2 separate regions of the Homo sapiens genome follow, and region 2 is linked to region 1. A link is a loop called in an ENCODE intact Hi-C map of the cell type or tissue named here. Cell type or tissue: mammary epithelial cell. All regions are shown on one strand. Each heading gives the region's core, and the rest is flanking DNA. Links, peaks and the distances in the headings are about the cores only. Region 1 overlaps LINC03036 (long intergenic non-protein coding RNA 3036). Region 2 has its middle 11 kb from the start of PRLHR.

Region 1 (2,916 bases), core at 309-2,808:
AGAATAGAGATGAATGAGACTTGCCATTTTCCAGAAGAAGCTTCCCCAGCTCTTTTTAGAAAGAAAGTGAGACAGAAGGAAAAGAAGTTAGCAAGGCCGGGCGCAGTGGCTCCCACCTGTAATCCTAGCACTTTGGGAGGCTGCGGCGGGCAGACCGCCTGAGGTCAGGAGTTTGAGACCAGCTTGGCCAACGTGGTGAAACTCCGTCTCTACTAAAAATACAAAAGCTAGCCGGATGTGGTGGTGCATGCCTGTAGTCCCAGCTACTCAGGAGGCTGAAGCATGAGAATCGCTGGAACCTGGGAGGCAGAGGTTGCAGTGAGCTGAGACAGCACCACTGCTCTACAGCCTGGGGGACAGAGTGAGACTCTGTCTCGATTAAAAAAAAAAAAAAAAAGAGTTAGGGAAGATGAGAGACTGGGAAGAAGAGAGTGGGGATTATTAGGTTGGCTCAAGGGAGACGGGGAGGAGGCCTGATCCAGAACGGGGCCATGTGAGCCTGGAGAGGGCTGGTTAGGCTGAGTCCCTAAGGGGCAGGAGCCGGGTCTTCTCTAGGGTTGGTATTTCCTGTACAAGGTCTGTGCATAGGTGCTGGCAGATCAGCCATCTCCTCCCCAAGTCTGCCAGGAGATGCCTCTCTCTTCTTGGATCCACAGGAAGACAGAGCACCTGAGTCATTTGGGAATCTCTGAGTCAGCGGCTCAGGACAGCAGGGAAAGTGTAAAGGCATTGGCTTCAGGGAAATGACCATCAGTTGGCCTTGGCATGGGCCTGTCATCCTAGGCCCACCCAGTGAGGTTCCAGCACCATCAAGACACAGAGAGCATTTGCCTTATAGGACAGAGGGATGGAGGCCTTACAGGACACAGGCATGGAGGCCTTACAGGACAGAGGGATGGAGGTTTACAGGACACAGGCATGGAGGCCTTATAGCACACAGGCACAATGGCCTTATAGAGCAGAGGCATGTTAGCCTTACAGGATAGAGGCACAGAGGCCTTACAGGGTAGAGGCACGGAGGCCTTACAGCATAGAAGCATGGAGGCCTTTCGGGATAGAGGTATGGAGACCTTACAGGATAGAGGCACAGAGGCCTTTCAGGATAGAGGCACAGAGGCCTTACAGAACACAGTCATGGAGTCCTCACAGGACAGAGGGATGGAGGCCTAATAGGTCACGGGCATGGTAGCCTTACAGGACACAGGCACGGTGGCCTTACATGTTCTGAGTTAGAACCAATGGGAAGTGGAAGAAAAGAAAGTCTCACTTCTTCTTTCTTTCACTGAGCCAGAAACAGCCTATCCTGGAGTGCTGAGGGTTTGTGTAGGGCCCTGGTTCTCCTAGGCCTGCCCACGGAGGTCTGGCCCAGAACATGTATTTTTACCAAGTGATTCTGATGCCCTGCGAAGCTGGAGCACTACTGGTTTGATAACTATTTGCTGAGAAAAAGGAAGAGGCTCTGTTCTGTGGACCCCTTGGCTTTACTCAGAGGTCAAGCATCCAAATGCACCAAGGTTCAAATGACCTTGAACAGAAGAAGCCACTGGGTTTTCTCTTCCCATAGGAAACTACCAAGTTGAATATCTGCCAAAATATTATTCCAAGTTTGTGCAAGAAATGTTTACCTTTTTGTAAGTAAGAAGCCACCTGAATTTCTGTAGATCTTAACAGGCTGTGTATATAGTATATGGCTTGTATATGTACTTGATTATACCAAGTAATAATCCCAATTAACCCGGTTCTACCCCAGCCTTACACATAGGATCTTTAGCCCTGTTATAAAACCACCCAAGCAATTTAGGGAGTTCCCATAAAGCAACTTCAACAAACTGAGGATCAAGTCCTCTCCCACCAGGTGGCGCCACGGGCTACCCAAGGTTCTGCTAGGCATCTGCCATCTTTTTGGCCAGGCCTCCCCTGGGTACTACCATCATCCCTCATTGAGGCCCAGGCCCTGGGTCTTCCAGGGGTCAATACATTCAGGGTCAGAGGAGTTGCAAGGCATCAGGCTGAGGGCTTTATGGAGTTCTTACAAAACAGACCATGTGCTCTTTCTTCCAAGAGCTAGTGGTTTGAGAGGCTGCCTGCCAGTCATTGTTTTAAGTACTTTACATGTCTAGTCATGTATGATCTCTTATTCTTGTTCTTGCTTCTCCATTTTTTTATAATGGAAAATTGAACATATGCAAAATCAGATAGGATAATATAATAAATTCCATGTTTCCATCATCAAGGTTTAACAATGATCAATTCATAGCTAATCTTATTTCCTCCCATATTATTTGTTTAAAAAATAACACATATCAGTGCATTTTTAATGCTTAATTTTTTGTTTTTTTTTAAATTCACAAATAATGTATATATTATGGGGTACAATGTGATGGTTTGAAATATGTTTATAATATGAAATGATTACATCAGGCTAATTAACAAATTCATTGGCTCACATACTTGTCTTTTTGTGGTGAAAACATTTAAAATCTACGCTTTTAGCAATTTTGAAATATACAGTGCATTATTATGTATTGTATGCATCACTCTGCAATAGATCACTAAAGCTTATTCTTCCTAACTGAAGTTTTGTACCCTTTGATCAGTATCTCCCCTTTCCCCATCCACCCCGTCTTCTAGCCTCTGATAACCACCATTCAACTTTCTACTTCTATGAGTTCAACTGTTTTAGATTTCACATATAAATGAGAGCATGCAGTATATTTGTCTTTCTGTACCTGGCTTATTTCACTTATCCTCCAGGTTCACCCATGTTATGGAAAATGACAGGATTTCCTTCATTATGGCTGAATAATATTCTATTGTGTGTATATAGCATGTTTTCCTTGTCTGTGATTAATCTGATGATGGATACCTAGGTTGCTTCTGTATCTTGGCTATTGTGAATAATGCTGCAATGAACAT
Region 2 (2,916 bases), core at 132-2,631, 270 kb after region 1:
GGCTGAAACTAGATTCAGGAAGATTAGTAATACCAGTTAGGTTGGCTGAATTCTTACTGTGTGTAAGGCACAGTGCTGTACCTTACATTGCATCACTTATTTCTCAGCACATTAGGAAGTAGACATTCTCATTGTTATTTTTATTTTACAGATAGGAAAACAGATATTTAGAAAAGTCAAGCAATTTGCCAAGGAATGATGTATGGGAGGTGGTGGAGCTGGGATTTGGTCCAAAGTCTGCCTTCCTAACCACTATAAAGTCCTACCCTGAGTTTCAACCTAAGGAGTCTAGCTCTTCTTGGGAGGCAGTGGGGAGCCAGTGAAGGTTTAGGGTGAGTGGGAGATAAAAGAATGACTTGTTTAGGAAGGTACTCTGGGACCTAATGCTGGCAAAAGGGAAAGTGTGGAATGGGAAGGCAGGAAGTGGGGAAATACATTAAGGAATTATTGCATGGTCCAGGAGAGAGAGAATCAGGACTGGAAGTGGGCCAGTTTAAGTGAGGATGAAGAAGAGATAGGTGGAAAAGGGCCTTAGAGAGTAATTAGCATCATATCTGAATGTCTTACCTCGTTCAACATTTCACGTTTGCCCCAGGAAGAAAAGGTAGCATATGGGATCTAGGCCACAGATGCTCAATTCCCACGTCAATCAGGAATGCTTTCTGTAGGAAGTAACAGAATACCAAACTAACCACAAGGCAGAAGTCCTAAGGTTCTTTATCATCTGATTTACAAAGAAGTCTGGAGGTGGGTGGGTGTCAGGTCGGCCCAGTAGCTCAATGGTGTCATTGAAGACTTAAAATCTTTTTCTGTCTTTTGCCTCCATTCATCGTTAACTGCTTCACCTTTATCCTGATGCTGTTACCTCAGGTCTTCAAAATGGCTGCTAAAACTCCGGATACTCATCCACATCCGAGGCAAGAAGGAAGGGGAAAGGGAAACACCAGCAACTCTCCTTCAGTGCAGGAAGGCAGAGGCCTTCTCAGTTGCTCTCGTTATGTATCACTTGCCAGAACTGGGTGACATACTCCTAACTGAAAGGGAGGGAAAGAAACCCTTTTACGCCTCTAAAATGGGAGGTTCATACTGGCCATTGGGTTATCTGGCCCACAGGACTACCACAAGTCCAGGGCAGCATCTTCTTCAGGCCTTGTTCCATATTCAAGAGCCCTTGTTCCATATTCTTCCCAAATGAGAGGGAACAAACATGTGTTGGGTTCTGAAAAGTGGCAAATTGTAACTCGGGGAATATGGGCCTGAGTAACCACTGCACACTAATGGCTTCCAGCCAGGCCTGCCAGTGTTGTGATTCACATTTTATGAGTCATCAGCTGTATCTTAGCAGATAGCTGCTAGAAAGTTGAAGTTAATTTCTTTTTAAAAATGTCGTAAGGTAATCATAAACCATGGAGACTCAACGGTGATGAAAATGGATGAAAAATAACATAAAGATGCTTGATGCTAAAGCATAACTGTGCTCACTGCTGAGTTTTTTTCCCCTTTTTTATGTTATGATGCTATTCCTGCTTTTATGCTTCCAGATTGTGATAAGAGGGAGGGTTGGCTACCTGCTCTGTTGCCAAACTCCCAAACGCAGAACCCTGGTCATTTTAAGGCAATTTTGAAGTGTGGGTTTCCTGCTCTGCTCAACACGTGGGTCCCTGCACAGATGTTGGCATTTGTTACAGCACCTTTGGTCAACCTTCCCTGAGGGCCAGGGGCTAGTGTGTGCCTGCTGTATACTCTTTGTAGCTCAGAGTTCACAACCTCGAGTTTTCTGAGAAGTTGCCAAAGTCAACCTCCATTGTTCTGAGGCATAGTCACATTGAATCTCACTAGGCCCAGGATTCTGTGGCAAAGTCCCCCACAGAAGAAGACCATAGGAGGGCATGGCTGTTCCCTAAGAGATAACCCTGAGGTGACACATGGCCTCCTCTTTTAGGAACTGTGGGTAGCTCAATCAGTCCTAAAGTTGGCCTGATGCTTCTGGAATGCTGTTTAGAATAACACCCCATTTCCTACTGCAGCGCCTTCTACCTTGCTCTCCTCCTGGAGGAAGAGATCTTTCCCTTCAGGTCTCAGCTTAAATGTCACCTCCTCAGAGATGCCCTCTCTGACTGCCTCATTTAAAGTGCTCTGGCCTCTTATTCTTAACTTTATCTCCTTGCTTTTTCTCTTCATGACGCTCATCATGATTCGTCATGACACATTGGTCTGTCCTCTATGAGATGTGAGCTTCGTGTGGGTACAGGCCATATCTGCTTTCTTCACCCATGTATCCCCAGGGTCCAGCGCACTTCCCTGCAGTGAGCCAGGCTGCACCCAAGAGGGCTATGACTGCAAGGTTAGTGCCTCCATCCATGGACTGGGCATAGGCTTTTGCCAGGGGAATTTCTATTACGTTCCCAGTATTGTCTTTGAAAGTACCCATAAAGGAATGACTTGTTCAGGAATGTACTAGATTTCCCTTCTTGTTTTTCTCATTTAGAGGCTCCCTTAATCACACAACTATGAGGTCTGAGATTATGAAACTTCACATAGCAAAAACAAATGAGTTAAATGACTTGCTTCAGAATGCAGGTACCATTATCTGATTTTAATAAATTGAAAGGTTCCCAAACCTGGCTGTGCATTGGAATCATTTGCAGAGCTTTTCAAAAACACAGGTTCCTAGTACCTACCCGAGACCTACTAGATAAGAAACTCTTGATGTGAAACTGTATATTTTCAAAATGTCATGTTTGGTAATCAATTAAAAAAATGTTGATGTAGTGAACATGTTAAAAATAACAAGCTTGGCCGGGCGTGGTGGCTCATGTCTGTAATCCCAGCAATTTGGGAGGCCAAGTCCGGTGGATTACTTGAGGTCAGGAGTTCGAGACCATCCTGGCCAACATGGTGAAACCCCATCTCTAC

Evidence for each region. A loop is a pair of places that touch in the nucleus more often than their neighbours do. Peaks named below come from ENCODE experiments on the same cell type or tissue, not always from the same donor. Only the 100,000 strongest peaks of a DNase experiment are listed, where the experiment ranks them.
Region 2: a loop joins it to region 1, with 5 times the contacts of the local background. A loop is called at or near these places in 1 of 110 quality-filtered maps.

What each region holds. Positions count from the first base shown.
Region 1 is chr10:118,849,603-118,852,518 of GRCh38, reverse strand. The region is part of intron 3 of LINC03036 (long intergenic non-protein coding RNA 3036); the gene reads left to right. Among named protein-coding and RNA genes, the nearest start is that of CACUL1, 96 kb to the right of the region's middle. In mammary epithelial cell, for the core only: a CTCF peak has its summit at 1,854 (motif pointing right); a DNase peak (open chromatin) is centred at 1,858.
Region 2 is chr10:118,583,159-118,586,074 of GRCh38, reverse strand. No RefSeq gene overlaps it. Among named protein-coding and RNA genes, the nearest start is that of PRLHR, 11 kb to the left of the region's middle. RefSeq lists an enhancer at 292-1,491. In mammary epithelial cell, for the core only: no CTCF peak of the experiment used is centred there; a DNase peak (open chromatin) is centred at 1,304.